2 separate regions of the Homo sapiens genome follow, and region 1 is linked to region 2. Evidence: read pairs that join two places in POLR2A ChIA-PET (ENCODE). Cell type or tissue: B cell. All regions are shown on one strand. Links, peaks and the distances in the headings refer to the core of each region. The heading gives the core; the rest is flanking DNA.

The links. Peaks named below come from ENCODE experiments on the same cell type or tissue, not always from the same donor. Only the 100,000 strongest peaks of a DNase experiment are listed, where the experiment ranks them.
Region 1: POLR2A ChIA-PET joins it to region 2 with 7 read pairs; 4 of 35 experiments call an interaction of 5 or more read pairs at or near these places.

What each region holds. Positions count from the first base shown.
Region 1 is chr12:96,339,923-96,352,482 of GRCh38, reverse strand. All of the region lies in intron 1 of CDK17 (cyclin dependent kinase 17), which reads left to right. Among named protein-coding and RNA genes, the nearest start is that of CDK17, 54 kb to the left of the region's middle. In B cell, for the core only: no CTCF peak of the experiment used is centred there; a DNase peak (open chromatin) is centred at 5,412; H3K4me3 peaks cover 656 bases; H3K27ac peaks cover 799 bases.
Region 2 is chr12:96,430,802-96,441,236 of GRCh38, reverse strand. No RefSeq gene overlaps it. Among named protein-coding and RNA genes, the nearest start is that of CDK17, 36 kb to the right of the region's middle. In B cell, for the core only: no CTCF peak of the experiment used is centred there; a DNase peak (open chromatin) is centred at 6,846.

The sequences.
Region 1 (12,560 bases), core at 3,224-7,223, 87 kb after region 2:
AGCCCAGTTTGTTGTACTGTGGGAGATCCCTCTCTGTTTCACAGCACAGCTGTTGGCATTTGGAGCAGCTGGGACATGTTTTTTTTTTTTCTCTCTCTCTAGCCCCACTTCTGGCTTCGGTCCTTACCTCTGGAGAGAGCACTGAACTAATACCCTGCCACCTTCCTTTGGCCACCTTACACTTAGTGTGCCACTTGAACAGGGGTTTCTCTCAGCTCTTCTGCCTTGTCCTCAGCATTCTGTGGTCCCATCGCCTCACCTTCCCTTATTCAGCTTCAATACTTGGAAGGGATCCTATTGGGAAAGTGCAGATTTGCTTTGTGAATGAGATTTCTGAGATTTTAATCTATCTTGCCCCCGTGTTCCCCTTGAAAAGTCTGTTAAAAGTTGGCTGGTTTCCCCCTCCTATTGCAGGTTCACTTCTCCTTTCACCATGATCCCAGCCCTGTTTTCTTTTCCAGAAAGGGCTTGTTCCTCTAGAATTTAGTTGATTTATTTTCTTTGCATCCTCAGCTTTCTGAGTTTAAAAAACTATGATTTTATAGTTTGTCTGGCTCATTCTTACTGTTAAGCTGGGAGCAACAACAGTCTTTTGTGAGCGTCTATATCATAACCATAAAGCGCTAATCCTGATATATTCTGTTGTGTTCAGCATAATTGGTATAGGTCATATTGAAATTATTTAGCCAATTATTTCAGTAAAGCTCCACTCAAATGAAATATTGACCATATTTAGGCTTGATGGAAAACTGATATAAATGCCTGCTAACACGACAGTTAAAATGTTTTTATTGTGATAAAATATACAAAACAAAATTTGCCATTTTAGTTATTTTTAAGCATAAAGTTCAACGACAATTAAGATTGAAATTTTGTGTAACCATCACAACTATTTCTAGAGCTTTTTCATGTAAGTAGAATCATATAATATTTGTCCTTTTGTGTCTGACTTAGTTCCCTTAGCATAATGTTCTCAAGGCTCATCTGTGTTGTAGCATATGTCAGAACTTCATTTGTTTTTATGGCATCGTATGTATATGCCACATTTTGTTTATCCGTTGATTGGCAGTTTGTTTTCACCTTTTGGCTGTTGTGAATAATGCTGCCATTAACATTGGTGTACAAGTATCTGTTTGAGTCCCTGTTTTCAGTTTTTTTTTTTTTGGTATATCCCTAGGAGTAGAGTTGCTGGGTCATATGATTATTCTGTGTTTAGTTTTTTGAGGAACTACCAGTTTTTCACAATGGCTACACCATTTTACAGTTGCATCAGTGTTCCAGTTTGTCCACATCCTCACTGACACTGCTTTCTGTTTGATAGTAGCCATCCTAGTGGGTATGAGGTGGTATCTCATAGTGGTTTTGGTTTGCATTTCTCCAATGAGTAATAATGTTGAGCATCTTTTTATGTGCTTATAGGCCATTGGTATATCTTTGGTGCGATGTACATTCAAGACCTTTACCCATTTTTAAATTGGGTGTTTGTTTTTTGCTGTTGAGTTGTAGCAGTTCTTTCTGGATATTAAACTCTTGTCAGATATATGATTTGCAAGTATTTTAACCCATTCTGTGGGTTGTTTCACTCTCTTTACTATCATTTTAAATTTAAAGTCCAATATGTCTGTTTTTGGGGGTCTTTTTTGTTGTTGCCTGTGCCTTTGGTGTCATATTTAAGAAATCATTGTGAAATCCAATATCAGGAATATTTCTTCTAAGAGTTTTACAGTTTTAACTCTTATATTTAGGCCTTTGATTCATTTTCAGTTAACTCTTGTATATGGTGTAAGGTAATGGTCCAGTTTCACTCTTTTGCATGAAAACATCCAGTTTTCCCAGCACCATTTGCTAAATAAACTGCTCCCTCCCTATTGAATGGTCCTGGTACCTTTGTCAAAAATCAGGTGTGAGAGTCTGTGTTTGGGTTCTCAATTCTATTCTGTTGGTCTATATATATCTATTCTTATGTCAATACCATAATGTTTTGATTATTGTAGCTTTTTATCTTTTTATTAGGTCTTGAAATGGGGACACATAAGACCTCCACCTTTGTTCTTCTAGTTCAAAACTATTCAAGGTTCCTTGGAATTCCATATAAATTTTAAGATATCGTCGTTGTCTTGCTTTTTTTTTTTTTTTAAATTTGAGACAGGATCCCACTATCACCCAGGCTGGAGTGCAGTGGCATAATCATAGCTCACTGTAAACCGGAACAAATTTTAGACCATGTTCTTTTTCTGCAAAAGAGCACCATTGAAATTTTGATAGAGATTGCATTAAACCTGTAGATCATTTGGATAATGTTGACATCATATTAAGTCTTCCAATCCATGACTATGGGATATACTTTCATTTATTTAGGTTTCTTTAATTTTATTCAACAATATTTTGTAATTTTCAGCATATAAGTCTATCACTGCATTGGTTAAATTTATTCCTAAGTATTTTACTGTTTTTGATGCTATTCTAAATGGATTCTTTTTAAAATTTCCCTTTCATATAGTTCATTGCTAACCTATAGAAATACAACTGATTTCATCATGGCAGTTTTCTTTCTACATCTTAAGGAAATTAGTTTATTAGCTCTAATGGGGTTTTATTTGTGGATTCTTTAAGGTTTTCTTCATATAAGATCATGTCATCTCTAAATAGGGATAGTTTTATTTTTTCATTTCCTATTTGGCTGCCTTATATTTCTTTTTCTTGCCTAATTGTTCTGACTAGAACTTCCAGCACGGTATTGAATAGAAGTGGTGAAAGCAGGCATCTTTGTCTTGTTTTTTATCTTAAGAGAAAAGCTTTCAGTCTTTCACCATTGAATACGATATTAGCTGTGAGTTTTTATATATGGCCTTTTCATGTTGAGGAAATTCCTTTCTCTTTTGTTTATTGAGTGATTTTATCATGAAAGGGTGTTGAATTTTGTAAAATCCTTTTTTTTTTTTTTTTTGCTAAATCAATTGAGAAGTTCATGTGGTTTATCTTCATTTTGCTAATGTGATGTATTACATTAGTTGATTTTCTTTTTTTTTGAGACAGGGTTTTGCTCTTGTTGCCCAGACTGGAGTGCAATGGCCCAATCTCGGCTCATTGCAACCTCCCCCTCCTGGGTTTAAGCGATTCTCCCGCCTCAACCTCCTAAGTAGCTGGGATTACAGGCATGCGCCACCATGCCCGGCTAATTTTGTATTTTTAGTAGAGACGGGGTTTCACCATGTTGTCCAGGCTGGTCTCCAACGCCTGACCTCAGGTGATCTACCTGCCTTAGCCTCCCAAAGTTCTGAGATTATGGGCGTGAGCCACTGCGCCTGGCTACATTAATTGATTTTCTTATGTTGAACCACCGTCGCATTCTTGAGACAAATCCTGGTTCATTATATACCCATTTGGTATAATCTTTTTAATAAGCTGCCGAATTCAATTTGTTAGTATTTTCTTAAGGATTTTTGCATCTATATTTATAAAGGATACTGACTTGTAAAATTTTCTTTTCTTACGATGTCTTTGTTTGGCTTTGGTGTCAGGGTAATGTTGGCCTTATAGAAGTCAAGAAGTGTTACCCCCTCTTCAGTTGTTTAGGAATAGGTTGTTAATTCATCTTTAAATGTTTGGTAGACTTTACCAGTAAAGTCATCTGGTCCTGGGCTTTTTTGGTTGGAAGTGTTTTATACTGATTGTCAGCTCACTTCTTAGGTATATTTTGGTTGTCTCTTTCTTCTTGTGAGTTTTGCTGGTTTGTGTGTTTGTAAGAGTTTGTCTATTTCATTAAGCTATCCAATTTGTTAGCATATAATTGTTCATAGCATTCTTTTATAATCCGTTTTATTTCTGTATAATTGGTAGTGATGTTTCCACTTTCTGATTTTAGTCATTTGAGTGTAATCTCTTCTTGTTAGTCAGTCTAGCTAAAAATTTATTTTGTTGATTTTTTTTTTCTTTTTTGTTTTTTTTTTTTTTTTTTTGAGACAGAGTCTCGCTGTGTTGCCCAGGCTGCAGTGCAGTGGCACGACCTCGGCTCGCTGCAACCTCCACCTCCCAGGTTGAAGCAGTTCTCCTGCCTCAGCCTCCCAAGTAGCTGAGATTACAGGTACTTGCCTTGACGTCCAGCTAATTTTTGTATTTTAGTAGAGATGGGGTTTCACCATGTTGGCTAGGCTGGTCTCAAACTCCTGACCTCAGGTGGTCCACCCACGTCAGCCTCCCTGTGCCCAGCCTATTTTGTTGATCTTTTAAAGAACCAACTTTCTGTTTTGTTTTTTCTCTATTCTTTTTCTATTCTCTATTTTGTTTATCTCCAATTTGGACTTTATTATTTTCTTCTTTCTGCTAGCTTTGAGTTTTGTTTGATGTTCTTTTTCTAATTCTATAAAGTGTACCGTTAGGTTATTGAGCTCTTTTAATGTAAGCTTTTATAGCTATAAACATCCTCTTTACACTTCTTTAGCTACATCTCATATGCTTATGTATGTTGTGTTTTTGTTTTCATTTGCATGAGGGTCTTTTTTATATCTCTTGTGGTTTCTTCTTTGATCAGTTGCTTGTTTGAGAATATGTTGCTTAATTTCCACATATGCACAAATTTTCCGGTTTTCCTTCTGTTTCTGATTTTTAGTTTCATTCCATTTTGATTGGAAAAGAGCTTTTTATGATTTTAGTTTTTTAAAGTTTATTAAGACTTGTTTTATGGCCTGCCTTATGGCCTGTCCTGGAGAATGTTCCATATGCGCTTGAAGAGTGTGTATTCTGCTTGTTAGGTGGAGTGTACTATGTATATCTGATAGGTCTAATACAATAGGTATATAGTGCTGTTCAAGTCCTATATTTCTTTCCTCCCCTTCCCCTCCCCTCCCCTCCCCTCCCTTCCCCTCCCTTCCCCTCCCTTCCCCTCCCTTCCCCTCCCCTCCCCTCCCTTCCCTTCCCCTTTCTGTGAGACAGAGTCTCACTCTGTCGTCCAGGCTGGAGTGTGATCCTGGCTCACTTCAACTCTGCCTCCCAACTTCAAGCAATTCTCCTGTCTCAGCTTCCTGAGTAGCTGGGATTACCGGCATGCACCACCACACCTGGCTAGCTTCTTTTGTATTTTTAGTAAAGACGAGTTCTCACCATGTTGGCCAGGCTGGTTTGAAACTCCTGACCTCAGGTGATCTGCCCGCCTCTGCCTCCTAAAGTGTTGGGATTACAGGCATGAGCCACCACACCCAGCCACGTCCTGTATTTCTTTATAAATCTGTCTGGTTCTTCTGTCCAGTACTTAAAATAGGATATTGAAGTCTCCATCTATTATTGTAGAGTTGTCTGTTTCTCCTTTCAATTCTGTTTTTGCTTAATATATTTTTAGTCTCTGTTTTTAGGTGTGTAAACGTTTATAATTGATATAGCTTAATGTATCGAACCCCTTATAATATATGATGGCCTTCGTGTCTTGTTATCATACTCTGTTTTGTCTGACAAAAACATAGCTACACTTGCTCTTTTTTGGTTACTATTTGCATGGAATATTTTTTCCTATCCTTTCACTTTCAGTTTCTTAGTGTCTTTGTATCCAAAGTGCTTCTCTCTCTTTTTTTTTTTTGAGACAGAGTCTCCCTCCCTCACCAGGCTGGAGTGCGGTGGTGTGATCTCGGCTCACTGCAACCTCTGCCTCTTGGGTTCAAGTGATTCTTCTGCTTCAGCCTCCTGAGTAGCTGGGACTACAGGCACCTGCCACCATGCCCAGCTAATTTTTGTATATTTAGTAGAGATGGAGTTTCACCATGTTGGCCAGGATGGTCTTGATCTCTTGATCTCATGATCCACTTGTGTTGCCCTCCAAAAGTGCTAGGATTACAGGCGTGAGCCACCATGCCCGGCCTTTTTTTTAGTGGAGTTTTGCTCTTGTTGCCCAGGCTGGAGTGCAGTGGTGGAATCTTGGCTCACTGCAAGCTGCGCTTCTCGGATTCAAGCAGTTTTCCTGCCTCAGCCTCCTGAATAGCTGGGATTATAGGTGCACGCCACTACGCCTGGCTAATTTTATTTATTTATTTATTTATTTTTTGAGATAGAGTCTCACTCTGTCACCCAGGCTGGAGTGCAGTGGCATGATCTCAGCTTACTGCAACCTCCACCTCCCAGGTTCAAGTGATTCTCCTGCCTCGGCCTCCCGAGTAGCTGGGACTACAGGCGTGTGCCACCATGCCCGGCTGTTTTTTAGTATTTTTAGTAGAGATGGGGTTTCACCATGTTGGCCAGGCTGGTCTTGATCTCCTGACCTTGTGATCTGCCCGCCTCCGCCTTCCAAAGTGCTGGGATTACAGGCGTGAGCCACTGCACCTGGCCAATTTTTGTGTTTTTAGTAGAAATGGGATTTCACCATGTTGGCCAGGCTGGTCTTGAACTCCTGACCTCACACGATCCACCCACTTCCCAAAGTCCTGGGATTACAGGTATGAGCCACTGCACCCGGTCTCTTATAGACAGCATTTAGGTGGATTGGGTTTTTAAAAAATCCAGTCTGACAATCTCTGCCTTTTAATTGAAGAGTTTAATTCATTTACATTTAAAATACTGATAAGGAAGAACTAATTTTTCTAGTTAGCTATTGTTTTCTGTATGTCTTATTTGTTTCTAACTCCTTAATTTTTTTATTTTTGCCCTTTTATTGCACTTTGCTAATTTTTAAAATAGCATACCATTCTAATTCCTTTGTTTTTTTTCTTTTCTGTAATATTTTATAGTTAGTTTTTTAGTGGTTACCTTGAGGATTATAGTTAACATCTTAAAATGATAGTAACCTCATTTGAATAATACCAACTTAGTAGTATATAAATAGTCTGCTCCTGTATATCTCTGTCTCTTCCCTTTTATATTGTTATTGTCACAGATTACCTTTTTATATTTTATGTGCCCAGCAGCAGATTTATAATTTTTTTTACCTTTTAAGATAAATGCAAATCAAAATCACAATGAGATAACATCTCACACCAGTCGAATGGCGATTACTAAAATGTCAAGAAACAACAGATACTGGCAAGGTTGCGGAGAAATAGGGATGCTTTTACACTGTTGGTGGGAATGTAAATTAGTTCAACCATTGTGGAAGACAGTGTGGCGATTCCTCAAAGATTTAGAACCAGAAATACCATTTGACCAGCAATCCCATTACTGGGTATATACCCAAAGGAATATAAATCATTCTGTTACAAAGATACATGCATGTGTATGTTCATTGCAGCACTATTCACAACAGCAAAGACATGGAATCAACCCAAATGCCCATCATTGATAGACTGGATAAAGAAGATGTGGTACATGGACACCATGGAATACTATTCAGCCACAAAAAGGAATGAGATCATGTCCTTTGCAGGGACATGGTTAAGGCTGGAAACCATTATGCTCAGCAAACTAACACAGAAACAGAAAACCAAACACCTCATGTTCTGACTTATAAGTGGGAGGTGAACAGTGAGAACATATGGAAACAGGGAGGGAAACAACACTTAACTGAGGCCTGTCGGAGGAGGGCAGGGGTAGGGAGAGCATTAGGGAAAAGAGCTAATGCATGTTGGCCTTAATACCTAGGTGATGGGTTAAGTGCAGCACACCACCATGGCACATGTTTACCTATGTAACAAGCCTGCTCATCTTGCACATATACCCCAGAACTTCAAAAACAACAACAATAAAATAATTAAAAAAACAAGAAAAGCAAAAAGTTAAAAACCAAAAGTGCGTTAATACTCTCTTTTATAATTACCTGTGTAATTACCTTTACCAGTGTTATGTCTTACGTCCTTTCATTATAGCCTGAAGGTTTCCCTTTATCTTTCTTGTAGAGTAGGTCTACTGGTAACATACTTCCTTGGCTTTTATCTGGAAATTTCTCCTTCATTCTTAAAGGATAGTTTTGCTGAATATAAAATTCTTGGTTGACTTTTTGTTTTCTCTCTGGATTTAAAATATGCCGTTCCTATTGCTGCCTGGTCATCACAGTTTATGATGACACATCAGCTGTTAATCTTACTGAAGAGCCCATGTATATGTCTAGTTGCTTTTCTCTTGCTGCTTTCAAGATACTTTATTTGTCTTTGGGTTTCTACACTTTGGATATAATGTGTCTGAATATTGTATCTCCTTTGAATTTATTCTTGGATTTATTTGAAATTTTTGGATGTATGTATTCATGTCTTTCATCAGCTTTGAGAAGCTTTTCACCGTTATTTCTTCAAATATTTCCCCCTTTCTTTTATCTTTGGGGGCTCCTATGCTGTGTAGGTGGGTACACTTGATAGTGTCCCTGTCCGGTAGGTTCATCAGGCTCTATTCATTTTTCTTCATTCTTTTTTCTTTGTATCCCTAAGACTGGATAATTTTAATTGCCTTGTCTTCAAATTTGCTAATCATTTTTTCTGCCTGTTCAAATCTGTTGAACCACTCTAGTGAATTTTTAAATTGTAGTTATTGTAATTTTTAGCTTTGGAATTTTTGTTTGATTCCATTTTATAATTTCAGTCTCTTTACTGATATTCTTGTTTTGCTCATACATTGTTTTCCTGATTTCCTTCAGCTCTTTGAGTATATTTAGGACAGTTGATTTAACATTTTTGACTAGCAATTCCAAATTCTGTGCTGCTTCAGGTTTCTGTCAAATGCTTTTTTTCTTAATGGGCCATGCTTTCCTGTTTGTGTGCTTTGTGGTTATTTGTTGAGACCTAGCCACTGTAGTACAATGTGGTAACTGTGGTTATCAGATTCTCCCACTCATCAGGCCTTTCTTGGCTAGTTGAAGGCTGTTGTCATCCCTTTGTGACTTTCCAAAACCATTTTTGCAAACTGTGTATTTCTTGTGTGTATAGTCACTGAAGTTTCTATTACATTATCTCTGTAGTAAGTCAGTGACCTGACAATGATATAACAATATCTGGTTTAAAGAAGAAGGTGCTGTCTTATTAGATCTTCCAGTAGATGCAGGTGCGCCTCCCCTGCCCGGTAGCCCCAGAGGGCCTAAATAAAGGCAAGCATCTGCCTCTGTGCCTGTCTCTCAGTGATCTGCCAAACTGACCAAAATATTCAAACTTGAATTTTTGGAGGACAAAATTCTCCCACTGCCTGCTATGGCACTAATAAGTCGCTCCAGAGATGGGGGCTGCTATTCCTTACTGTTGTGGCAAAGCTGAGAAATGGGGAATGGTAGCTACTGGTTTGCCCATGTGAGTCAAGATCAGCAGCCTCTGCATGAAGCACTTTCCTGGTTGTTTTTAGTGTCTAATTAGGTTCCATACTTGGAAGATAGTTGATTCTTGTTGTTTTTCCAGTTTACTGGTTGTTTTTGGTACAAGAACCAAGCTCTAGAGCATTCTTCTCTGACATTTTACACCTCAAGTGTCATAATAAACTAATATTGTCTTTCTTATGGTATTTTTGAATGGAGGAAAATCTTTGGTACATTTCTTTTTTTCTAGTTTGTGTGTTTCACTATTCATACTATCAAAAGAAAAGAATCAGCCTCAGATTTGAACACATCAAGGATTAATTTTTTTTTTTAAGACAGAGTTTCTCTCTTGTTGGCCCAGGCTGGAGTGCAATGGCACAATCTTGGCTCACTGCAGTCTCTGCCTCCTGGGTTCAAGCGATTCTCCTGCGGCAGCCTCCCGAGTAGCTGGGATTACAGCATGCACCACCACACCCAGCTAATTTTATATTTTTAGTAGAGACGGGGTTTCTCCATGTTGATCAGGCGGTCTTGAACTCCCAACCTCAGGTGATCCGCCTGCCTTGGCCTCCCAAATTGCTGAGATTACAGTCGTGAGCCACCACACTTGGCCAAGGATTAAAAATTTTAAGTGTTTGTATAAAAAACCTATAGCATGATTGAAATTTTAATTCAGTGCTCTGTCAGTGTTTTGTACAATCACTTCATGGTTTTGTTTGTTTGTTTGTTTGTTTGACATGGCATCTTGCTCTGTCACCTGGGCTGGAGTGCAGTGGCATGATCTTAGCTCATTGCAACCTCCACCTCCCAGGTTCAAGCGATTCTTCTGCCTCAGCCTCCCAAGTAGCTGGGATTACAGGTGCACACCACCACGCCTGGCTAATTTTTGTATTTTACTTTGTGTTTTATGCAAATAACAACATTGTCTCTAATGAAAAAAGTTTAAGTTTTAAACACTGGTTATTCCTCATTCTGTATGATTAGCTTACATGTCCTAGAGTGTGTTGGGTATTTGTCATGGCTTAATTATTGTGGGGAAAATAACAGAATATTTGCTTACATGCCACTTAATGAGTTCACTTTTTTTACAGTAGTTTTTATTTATAGTCATCGTTGCTGAAAATGTTATGAAGAAATAAATCTGTCTTTATCTCTGTTTGATATTTCAGAAAGACTGACAAAAGCAACATTACGTGGAATAATCTTAGTTTCCCAATAAATCCTAGATTTTATTCTTCACAATACTTGATTTGTTCTACGTGTATGTTTTGCTTATTTACCTAAAGGAAAGTCATTTAGTCATTTAAAAACAATATTTAGCCTTTTCTTTAATATTTTGCAATTATTAACAAAAAATTGTTTTAAGAATATTTCAAAAACATAAACAGTGGATTGCCACTCTAATAAGTCCTTTTATATTAGAGTAGCTTGACTATAAGGTGAAATTGTATGCAAAGAGTTTCTTACTGCAAGTGCTGAGAAAACCACACTATAACACCATTTTTACAAGTAAAGACTCATACTAGAACATCTAGTTTGGGAGTATTTTTAGCTGTTATCTTCTTTTAAAACAGTGTATGGTATGCATATTTTTCTATTCCTAAGGCCCAAACTGAGTTGGCATTCTAGAATCATTATCTATATTCCTTAAGTAAATAGAATTCTTACCTTTCCTTAATTGTATAGCAGATAATCCAAGAACAAGTTTAGCCCAAGGCGAAGTAAGATAATTCATTATATTTGCATGTTCCTTTTATGTACTTATTGTTGATAACTGATTTTTGAACATTTTCAACTGTCTTTAAATGGAGAGTTATATGCTGTCATTCTGTAACCCTTTACTGCCCTTTTACCGTTTTAAATTTGATCTAAGTATTACAAAAAGCTAGAAGTGTTTTTGACATCTAGAAAAACATTAGTTTTGCAGTACACACACGTACATATATGAGACGTGTGTGTGTGTGTGTGTGTGTGTGTATGTATATGATAAGTGCTATGAGTAAAAACTAAGGATAGAGGAATAGAGTCAGAAAAGGGCCCTCTGAAGAATGACATTTACACTGAAATGTGAATATTTAGTCATTTACCATTAAGTCACACTGTTTAATCTATCTTAATATTCATAGAAACAATAGCGTAGGATGATGGCCTCCAGATTCATCCATTTATTCTAAGCAAACTAATGTAGGAACAGAAAACCAAATACTACATGTTCTCACTCATAAGTGGGAGCTAAGCAATGAGAACGCATGGACACAAAGAGGGGATCAACAGACACCGGGGCCTACTTGAGGGTGAAGATTGGAGGAGGGAGAGGATAAAAAAACTACCTATTGGGTACTATACGTACTACTTTGGTGACAGAATAATCTGCACAGCAAACCCCCATATATGCAGTTTACCTCTATAACAAACATGTTCATGTACTCCTGAGCATAAAAGTTAAAAAAAGAAATGATAGTGTAAAGATCTTCATAATCTCAAAAATTTTTATTAAACTGATAAAATATTTTAACCAAACTCTTGAGTGTTCCAATTTTAGATAATCAGTAATTTAGCACTGCCCTATTATAGTAAATATTAAAGATTAACCTTAAAGCCAGTGTAAGTAGTAGTTTTTATGTCACAAAAGGTGTTTTTAGTTTAGCATATGTGCCTTTGTTCTCAGCTAACGAAAAAAGTTGATATGCACAGTTCTACTTAAAGATAATTAGAAATGTCAGGGAACCTATTTCATTTGGGAATATTTTTTCTTTAATAATGATCTAGGCTGTGGTAATGAAATTCTTTATTATCTGTGTTTACAAATCATTGTAACTTAATTAAAATTTTACAATTATACCACAGATTAAAAATAGGAACAATTTGAAGATGTGATTTTATTTGAAAATTTTATAGTAAGGTTTAGCTTTATAAGTATTTTTCTCTTGCTTTTATGAATTAGAAATATCTTTCTTACTCCTGACAGAATATAAAATAAGTATAGTTAAAATTACTTTATAGACCAGGATTTTCTTCACTCTTTGATGATGAAATAAGTGCCATGCGTATTATTCTGAGTTAGAAGCGCATAGAATGTCCCCTGATACATTGTTCAAATGCACTATATGAAGAAAAGGTTAAGGTTTATGTGATTCTATTTTTTTCTCTTAGACTCTCTTAAAACCATGCTGACATAGAGCATATAAAATGCTCTATGTCAGCATTGTCCAGTAGAAATGTAATGTGCACCCCATATGTAATTTTTAAGATTTTTGTAGGCATATTTTTTGAAAACTTTTTAAAAGGCAGAGTTAATTTTGGTGATTTTTTTACTTAAACATCTAAAATATTTTTCAACATTATTTTATTTTATTTTATTGATTGATTGATT
Region 2 (10,435 bases), core at 5,168-9,167:
ATGTGCATGTGTCTTTATAGCAGCATGATTTATAATCCTTTGGGTACATACCCAGTAATGGGATGACTGGGTCAAATGGTATTTCTAGTTCTAGATCCTTGATGAATTGCCACAAAAACAAGAAATAGGGAAAGGATTCCCTATTTAATAAATGGTGCTGGGAAAACTTGCTAGCCATATGTAGAAAGCTAAAACTGGATCCCTTCCTTACACCTTATACAAAAATTAATTCAAGATGGATTGAAGACTTAAATGTTAGACCTGAAACCATAAAAACCCTAGAAGAAAACCTAGGCAATACCATTCAGGACATAGGCATGGGCAAGGACTTCATGTCTAAAACACCAAAAGCAATGGCAACAAAAGCCAAAATTGACAAATGGGATCTAATTAAACTAAAGAGCTTCTGCACAGCAAAAGAAACTACCATTAGAGTGAACAGGCAACCTACAGAATGGGAGAAAATTTTTACAATCTACCCATCTGACAAAGGGCTAATATCCAGAATCTACCAAGAACTCAAACGAATTTACAAGAGAAAAACAAGCAACCCCATCAAAAAGTGGGCAAAGGATATGAACAGACACTTCTCAAAAGAAGACATTTATGCAGCCAACAGACACATGAGAAAATGCTCATCATCACTGGCCATCAGAGAAATGCAAATCAAAACCACAATGAGACACCATCCCACACTAGTTAGAATGGCGATCATTAAAAAGTCAGGAAACAACAGGTGCTGGAGAGGATGTGGAGAAATAGGAACACTTTTACACTGTTGGTGGGACTGTAAACTAGTTCAACCATTATTGATAAAACTTTAAGTTGTTTTACTCTGATTCCACTACAAATAATACAGACATGAATAACATAATATGTAAGCTGATTTTCACATATGCCTGCATGTCTATAAGATAAATTTCTAGTCTGGCCTCAGTGGCTCATACCTGCAATTCCAATACTTTGGGCAGCTGAGGAAGGAGGATTGCTTGAGCCCAGGAGTTTGAGAATAGCCTGGACAACACAGCAAAACCTTGTCTCTACAAAAAGTAAAAATAAAAAAATAAAAGGCTGGGTGCAGTGGCTTACACCTATAATCCCAGCACCCTGGGAGGCTGAGGCAGGTGGATCATCTGAGGCCAGGAGTTCGAGGCAAGCCTGGCCAACTTGGTGAATACCTGTCTCTACTAAAAATACAAAAATTAGCTGGGCGTGGTGGTGAGCGCCTGTAATCCCAGCTACTTGGGAAGCTGAGGCAGGAGAATCACTTGAATCTGGGAGGCGGAGGTTGCAGTGAGCTGAGATCACGCCACCGCACTCCAGCCTGGGTGACAAGAGTGAAACTCTGTCTCAAAAAACAAACAAAAAACAAAAAAATAGTGCACCTGTGGTTTCAGCTACTCAGGAGGCTGAGGTGGGAGGACTGCTTGAACTTGGAAGGTCAAGTTTGCAGTAAGCTATGATTATGCTACTGTACTCCAGCCTGGGTGACAGAGCAAAACTCTGTCTCAAAAAAAATATATATATATAGAAGTGATGCTGTTGGGTCAAAGAACATGTAGATTCACAGAAGAGCATGCATTATTACATATCCTCAACAGTACAGCCTGTTAACAAAGTTTTTGCTTTTTGCCTATTTTGTTGGTAAAAAATGGTATCTCAGCATATATTTAAATTGTACTTATCTTATTATGAGTGAGGTTAAATATAATTTCAGATGTTTGTAAGCCATTTGTTTTTCCTTTTTTGAGAACTGCTTGTTTTTGAAGAAATCTTCACCAAGGGAACAATCATTGGAGCATCTGTTTTGTTTTTTTTTTGTTTTTTTTTGTTTTTTTGAGACAGAGTCTCGCTGTCCCCCAGGCTGGAGTCCAGTGACACGATCTCGGCTCACTGCAAGCTCCGCCTCCCGGGTTCATGCCATTCTCCTGCCTCAGCCTCCCAAGTAGCTGGGACTACAGGTGCCCCCCACCACTCCTGGCTAAATTTGGAGCCTCTGTTTCTAAAACCCTGTGCACCACGACTCAAAGAAAAGTAAACTGAGGATTTTAACACACTTCTCACTATCACTGCTTGAGATATTGAAATTTCTGTCATCTCCAAGTTGTAAAGTCTAGTTCACACACTCAGTGAGTTCACAGTCTGGCAATAAAGACAATGGAGAGAAGAGAGCAAATCAGGCTAAAGAGTACCCAGCTGTCCCAATTGTAATGCCAAAAGAGGCATGATGCACTTAGATGATGAGGGCTCATATTGGTACCCAAATACTCCATCTGATGGCCAGGGGCACTGCAGCTGGCACTCTAAGCAGTATCAGGGCTAACAGGGAGATGAAAGGTAGTGCCCTGGTTCTAAGAACTCTCCAGGGTGAGGGTCGACTCTAGCCAAAAGTAGGCAGGGCTAGGACAGGCAGGGACTAAGACATTATAAGCTTTAGAGGAAAGCTATTTCAAACTATTATAGGAATACAGAGAATAGGAAGGGCTGAAATATCCCTAGGAAGCAGGATGGAAGTGAGTTCTAGAAAGGTCTCACACTGAGATGGCTTTTGAACTGGGCCTTGAAGGATAAGACGGAATAACTAGGCAGAGAGGTGGAGATGGCCCCATATGCAAAGGGAATAAAATAAGCAAAGGCATGCAGGTCAGAGATCTTTTTCCTCTGAATGATGATGAATCCAGGGTGGCCAGAGAGCAGGGAGGGCACGTGTGTGTATACACAGGAAAGGGGTATGAAAGATGGGCAGAATGAGAGATGAGGTCACCTTTTAACTAAAAGCTTTTTTCTTTTTAACTAAAAGCTTTTTTCTTTTTAACTAAAAGCTTTTTATTTGCAGTTCTCAACTGAACTTAAATTTTCTTATAAATGTTATTTGGCATACATGAAAATCCCTGGCGTAAACATGGCTTAGGATAATGTATAAACAATCTATTTTAGGGAAAATAGAGGAAGAAGCCCACTGGACCAGAAAGAGTTGGCCCCTATTAGTCACGAGCCCTCTTGTTCCTCTCAAATCAAAAATAAATCTTAGGACCAGGGCTGTGGCACATCTGCAATCCCAGCACTTTGGGAGGCCAAGGTGGCAAGACTGCTTGAGCCTGGGAGTTCAAGATCAGCTCCTGACAACATAGCTGTCTCTACTAAAAATAAAAGAAGTTAGCTGGGCACGGTGGCTCATGCCTGCAGTCCCAGCTATGCCAGAGGCAAGGTGGGAGGATTGCTTGAGGCCAGGAGGATGAGGCTGCAGTGAGGCATGATCACACCACTGCACTCCAGCCTGGATGACAGAGCGAGACCTGTCTCAAATTAAATAAATAAATAGATAAGTCCTAGGACATCGAGGTTAACGGGTATGCTTATAAGGACAGAGCAACACAGCATCGGGGGTGGAATGAAGCAAAAACTTCTTAAAAAATGGACATGTAGACCAGGCACAGTGGCTCATGCCTGTAATCCCAGCACTTTGGGAGGCCGAGGTGGGTGCATCACCTGAAGTCAGGACCAGCCTGGCCAACACGGTGAAACCCATTCTCTACTAAAAATACAAAAAATTAGCCAGGCATAGTGGCAGGCACCTGTAATCCCAGGTACTTGGGAGGCTGAGGCAGGAGAATCACCTGTACCCTGGAGGCAAAGGTTGCAGTGAGCCGAGATCATGCCATTGCACTCCAGCATGGGCAACAAGAGCAAAACTGCGTCTCAAAAAAAAAAAGAAAGAAAGAAAGAAAGAAAAATGGACATGTGTACCCCTTTTATATTTATGATAATTAGAACTATTGGAATAAAGAACTATAAAAGCATAGACGCAAAGAGAGGTCAGTGAATGAAATTAGCTACATTACAGAACACTAATGATACCTACTATCTAAAAGCCCAGTAGATTTTACTAATGAATACTCCAGAGCTGTAACCATTTTAAAAAATCTGCTCAGCTTTAACAAGAAAAATACATGATAATTATTTTTTCAAGGAGACATTGCCAAGGTTTATCCATGCCAAAATGCTGATGGAAATTTTAATGTGAAATGAACCACAGAAAAGAGATGATAATGAGAGAGTCTTACAAAGGCCCTGTCATCTGCAGACACTGGCATTCTCTATTTTTCTTTCAGCTCCTCCTCAAACTGTTCTCCCCTAATCCTTGATGTTTATATTATCCACCCCCATAAAATCCAACACTTGACAGACTCTAGGGATTAAAAGCAAGAGCTAAACTCTCAAATCTGTACATATAAGATAAAACTAGTGACAGAGGTTCAAAAGACCTCACTGATATCTCTCATAGCATCAGTCAGCCTTGCCTTGCGGATCCAAGCAAGGGCCCTCTCTGGGCAATTCTTTTGTAAGGACTACTGTCTACATCTTATAGACTTACCTATGACTTGCGTAAGGATGCAGGACAAATCAAACCAAGAACTTTCCAAAAGAGTAGTAGGGAAGATAGGGGCTGAAGGCAGTGAGGTGGAGCTTCCAAGGGCTAATTGAGAAGTGATTACACAGGACAGGATAAGGTTTTGTACTCACAGTCCATCACAGATACTCTGAATTGCTTACTCCACTGCCATTCCCCTTCTTTCCTGCTAACAGAGCCCCGGTTTTGTTCAGGAAAACATTCCCAGCCCATGGGATGAGTGATGATTGGTCTAAGCCAATCGTAGTGGACTTATTCTCCTTTGCCAGTATTGGTAGGAGACTGGGCACATGGCCCAGACTTAACCAGTGCATTGTCAGAAGTAGTCAATTGAGGGTATGAGGAAAAAATTTATTTCCTGATAAAAGAAACGCTAGGGAAGTGGAAGCCTTTGGCCTCTCTTCCCTCGATTCCAGCTTGAATGCCGTTGTATGAGGGGATCTCAAGGCAAGAGCTTCGCAAAGACAGACATTGCTGACTTACTGAGGAGGCATGGTGGACTCTGCCTTCTTGATTACATTGTTGAATTACCAAACTAACCTTGAGACTGGCCTCTTGTTTAGTGAACAACAAATATTATTATGCTCTTAGGCCACTATTTGTTGGGATTTCTGTTTCTTGTAGCTGAAAGAACATCCTATATGTGTAGACAGCAAACTGATAACTAGGGGTGTAGTGGCAAGGTGAAGTCCAAAGGGCCAGGTAGAACAGTAAGTAGGAAGAGAGGACCAGGAGCATCTCAGTATGCAGTATGGGGAACAGGCTGGGAAAATGTTGAGGAGGTGCTGGGAGCGTGTCAGCTGAGTTCCTGGAGGCCTTCCTCCATGTACTTCCAGCTGTGTGAAACAGGGGTGATACTGACATTTTAAAGAATCACTGTGGGGCTGGGCATGGTGGCTTACGCCTGTAATCCCAGCATTTTTGGGGGCCGAGGTGGGCTGATCACTTGAGGCCAGGAGTTCGAGACCAGCCTAGGCAACATAGCAAAACTCCACCTCTACTAAAAATATAAAAATTAGCTGGGCCTGGTGGCACACGCCTGTAATCCCAGCTACTCGGGAGGCTAAGGCAGGAGAATTGCTTGAACCCGGGAGGCACAGGTTGCAGTGAGCCGAGATCAAGCCAGTGCACTCCAACCTATGTGACAAAGCAAGACTCCATCTCAAAAAAAGAAAAAAAAAGTCTACATTCCTTAGCCTTTCGCCCTACCATCTTGCCACACACAGACATCTCTAGATTTTAGTTCTTTAAGGACAGTTCTATGCCATAACTTTTTGTCTCACGTAGTTCTTAGAATATCTTATATGCAATTTTTTTTTTGTTAGATGGAATCTCTCTCTGTCGCCCAGGCTGGAGTGCAGTGGCGCAATCTCGGCTCACTGCAACCTCCGTCTCCTGGGTTCCAGTGATTCTCCTGCCTCAGCCACCTGAGTAGCTGAGACTATAGGCATGTGCCACCACACCCAGCTAATTTTTGTAATTTTAGTAGAGAGGGTTTCACCATGTTGGCCAGGATGGTCTTGATCTCTTCACTTCGTGATCTTCTTGTCTCGGCCTCCCAAAGTGCTGGGATTACAGGCATGAGCCACCGCACCTGGCCACAATAATTTTTAATAACCCTTTATTCATAGACATGGATACTTTCTATTTTGTCCTTTACCTTGTACCTTATATATTTTAGTCAACTAGTCATGACTAGCATGTTTGTATAATCTTGTAACTTTATGTTGATATTTGTGGTTATAGAAATGACCAGTGCTATAGTTTTTAATAAATTAACAATTTGACCAACTATATTATTTTGAATTTAAGTCTGTATTTGTTATAATTTTGTTTAAGAGACAGGGTCTTATTCTGTTGCCCAGGCTAGAGTGCAGTGGCATGAACACAGCTCACTGCAGCCTCGTCCTCCTGGGCTCAAGAAATCCTCCCACCTCAGCCTCCCAAGTAGCACCACAGGTGCACACCACCACACCAGGCTAATTTTTTAATTTTTTGTAGAGATGGGGTCTTGCCATGTTGTCCAGGCTGGTCTTGAACTCCTGTCCTCAAGTAATCTTCCCACCTCAGCTTCCCAAAGTGCTGGCATTTCAGGAATAAGCCCTCGTGCCCAGGCTATAATTATTTTTGAAACAGTAATTTGTAACTAGCTCCACCTTTATAATTTCACAACCAGATTTTTAAATTGCTAAAACAGAACCAACTTCCTGGTTCATAGCGTTATCATTTTAAGAGACCACTGTATTAATCCTAATTGGCACTCTTGTATTCTTGGCATGTTCTTCATTCCACAACTTTGCTCTTTCCATTTTCTCTATCCATCTCTCTATCTATCAAGAATGCTCTCTTGTCTTCCCTTAACTGACTCTTAAACATTCTTCAAAGTTCAAGTCTCACATGTCACGTGAGGCCCTTCCTGACCACTGTAATCCACTGTGGTTTCCCTTCCTTTCAAGTCTCTACTGCACTTATGATCTGCATCACTCATTACGCATCTTTGGCTTGCACTATTACACTGTTAGTCTTCTTTGTAAGTGTGTCTGTGTAACCGAAATGTTTCCAAGACCTCTGCCCTTCTCTTTAGTGTTTAATAAAATAAATAAAGCCAGCTGGGCACGGCGGCTCATGCCTGTAATCCCAACACTTTTGGAGGCCAAAGAGGGGCGAATCACTTGAGGTCAGGAGTTCAAGACCAGCCTGGGCAACATGGTGAAACCCCGTCTCTACTAAAAATATAAAAATTAGTTGGGCATGGTGGCACGTGCCTGTAATCCCAGCTACTCAGGAAGCTGAGGCAGGAGAATTGCTTGAGTCTGGAAAGTGGAGGTTGCAGTGAGCCCAGATCGCACCACTGCCCTCCAGCCCAGGCAACAAGAGCGAGACTCCATCTTAAAAAATAAATAAATAAATAAAATAAAATAAATGAAGCTACTGCACATAACTTGGTTCTCCTAAGGGAACACTTGAATGTACTGACACTTCCTCCAAACCTCTACTCCCAGTGTAATTATTGATCCTCTTTCACCATCTTGCCTCCTACACTCGCTTTCCTCTTTTTTTTTTTTTTTTTTGAGATGGAGTCTCGCTCTTGTTGCCCAGGCTGGAGTGCAATGGCATAGTCTCAACTCACCGCAACCTCCGCCTCCTGGGTTTAAGCAATTCTCCTGCCTCAGCCTCCCGAGCAGTTGGGATTACAGGCATGTGCCACCATGCCCGGCTAATTTCGTATTTTTAGTGGAGATGGGGTTTCACTCAGGCTGGTCTCTAACTCCTGACCTCAGGTGATTGCCAGCCTTACCCTCCCAAAGTGCTGGGATTACAGGCGTGAGCCACAGTGCCCGGCCTTTTTTTTTTTTTTTTTTTTTTTTTTTTTAAAGACAAAGTCTTGCTCTGTCGCCCAGTCTGGAGTGCAGTGGCACAATCTTGGCTCACTGCAACTTTCGCCTCATGGGTTCAAGCAATTCTGCTTCAGCCTCCCAAGTAGCTGGGATTACAGGCGCCTGCCACCACAACCAGCTAATTTATGTATTTTTTTTTAGTAGAGATGGGGTTTCACCATGTTGGCTAGGCTGGTCTCAAACTCCTGACCTCAAGTGATCCGCCCACCTAGGCCTCCCAAAGTTCTGGGATTACAGGTGTGAGCCACCATGCCCAGCCACTTACCTCAATTCCCCAGATGCCTGAAAGGGTGAGGCAGCATATCTATGGAGGCCACTCCTGCTTTTGGAACCTGACAAGATCTAAATGAAACCTGAAAACCTAAGTGGCCTCATCCTGGGAGATACACACTGTGATGGACTGAAACACATTGTGTTAATTATTAATGCATTATTACTAGTAATAATTGTATTAATAACTATTCATTAACTATTAATGATTGTGTATATTATTTGATGTAAGTGATCCATGGGTGAAAACCAGGGAGTGGCCTGTGGTGTTATGATATATATATAGGTTTTTGTCCACGGTTCCTGGCTCAGAATTCCCACAGCCCTTGTTATAGTCTTTGTTTTTTTTTTTTTTTTTTTTTGAGATGGAGTTTCACTCTTGTTGCCCAGGCTGGAGTGCAGTGGCAAGATCTCAGCTCACTGCAACTGTTACCAGACCAAACTGAGGGCCAGGCTTCTATTTTTCATGGCCCAATAACGAGATGCAGATGAACTGGGGAGGAAGAGAACTTTTACTTCTGTAACTGGTTACAGGGAGAAGGTCTGGAAATTATCGCCAGACCAACTCCAAATTACAAAGTTTTCCAAAGCTTATATACTTTCTAAGCTATATTCATCTAAAGACATAAGTGATGAACTTCTTTTAATCTGTAACTAGGGTCTGAGTCCTGTAGATCTTTTTCTGAAGCCTTAGTAAGTTTACTTAGTCTAAATGGGTCTAGGTGCTGGGGTGATGACCTTTATCTCTCTTTTTTCTTTGAGACAGAGTTTCACTCTTGTCACCCGGGCTGGAGTGCAGTGGCGCAATCTCGGCTCACTGCAACCTCCACCTCCTGGATTCAAGTGATTCTCCTGCCTCAGCCTCCCAAGTAGCTGGGATTACAGGCATGCGCCACCATGCCCGGCTAATTTTTGTATTTTTTTTTTTCCGAGATGGAGTCTTGCCCTGTAGCCCAGGCTGGAATGCAGTGGCACAATCTCGGCTGACTGCAACACTCCCTGTCCTGGGTTCAAGCAATTCTCCTGCCTCAACCTCCTGAGTAGCTGGAATTACAGGCACGCACCACCACGTCCGGCTAATTTTTGTATTCTTAGTAGAGATGGGGTTCCACCATGTTGGCCAGGATGGTCTGGATCTCCTGACCTTGTGATCTGCCTGCCTTGGCCTCCCAAAGTGTTGGGATTACAGGCGTGAGCCACTGTGCCCAGCCAATTGCCCTTATTTGTATCCTGCTAAATCATAAAGGTTTGGGGAGTTCCTTTAGGCCCCAATAAACTTGTTTGTGGAGGCCTGGGGAGTTTCTTCAGACCCCCAATAAAACTTGTTTAATCCTAAAAGGGTCCTGTTAAGAATTGCTTCATTATTTTGTCATGCTTCAAGGCCCAGGAAAAGCTAGCCAAAACTCTTGGTGGGCTTTTGTTACATTCCAGCCTTTGTATAAGGATCCTGGCTCTTTCAGCTTTTAATATTTAACTTAACTACTTAGTCAGTGCTGAAACAGTTGTTACAGAGGTCTGCATCTGTGAGACCAGGCCTACCACACAACCTCTGCCTCCTGGGTTCAAGCGATTCTCCTGCCTCAGCCTCCCGAGTAGCTGGGACTACAGGCATGTGCCACCATACCTGGCTAATTTTGTATTTTTAGTAGAGACAGGGGTTCACCATGTTGGCCAGGCGGATCTCAAACTCTGACCTCAGGTGATCCCCAGTCCTGGGCCTCCCAAAGTGCTGGGATTACAGACAGGAGCCACCGAGCCTAGCCATTACAATCTTTTGGTGTAATGTGGGGTGTGTTAGGCCTCGGGGGCAGGCCTCTGACCTCCTGCCTTCTTCTCCCCTGCTTCAAGGCAGGACTCTAATTCTTCCTGCCCCACCCCCACCTTTCTGACTGTGGGTCTTAGGACTCTTCCCAGAGAGGATCCTGCCCATACCCTGGGGAAAGGAATGCTGACGTCATAAAGGTTCCATAAAAACCCAAAAGGAGGGCCAGGCGTGGTTGCTCATGCCTGTAATCCCAGCACTCTGGTAGGCCAAGGCGGACGGATCACTTGAGGTCAGGAGTTTGAGAGCAGCCTGGCCAACATGGTGAAACCCCATCTCCACTAAAAATACAAAAAATTAGCCAGGCATGGTGGCAGGTGCCTGTAACTCCAGCTACTCTGGAGGCTGAGGCAGGAGAATTGCTTGAACCCTGGAGGCGAAGGTTGCGATGAGTTGAGATTGTACCACTGCACTCCAGTCTGGGCGACAAGAGTGAAACTGTGTCCAAAAACAAAAACAAAAGGACAGAGTTCAGTGAGCTTCCAGATAGCTGAACACGTGGAGGGGTCCTGGTTGGTGGTATACTCATGAAGG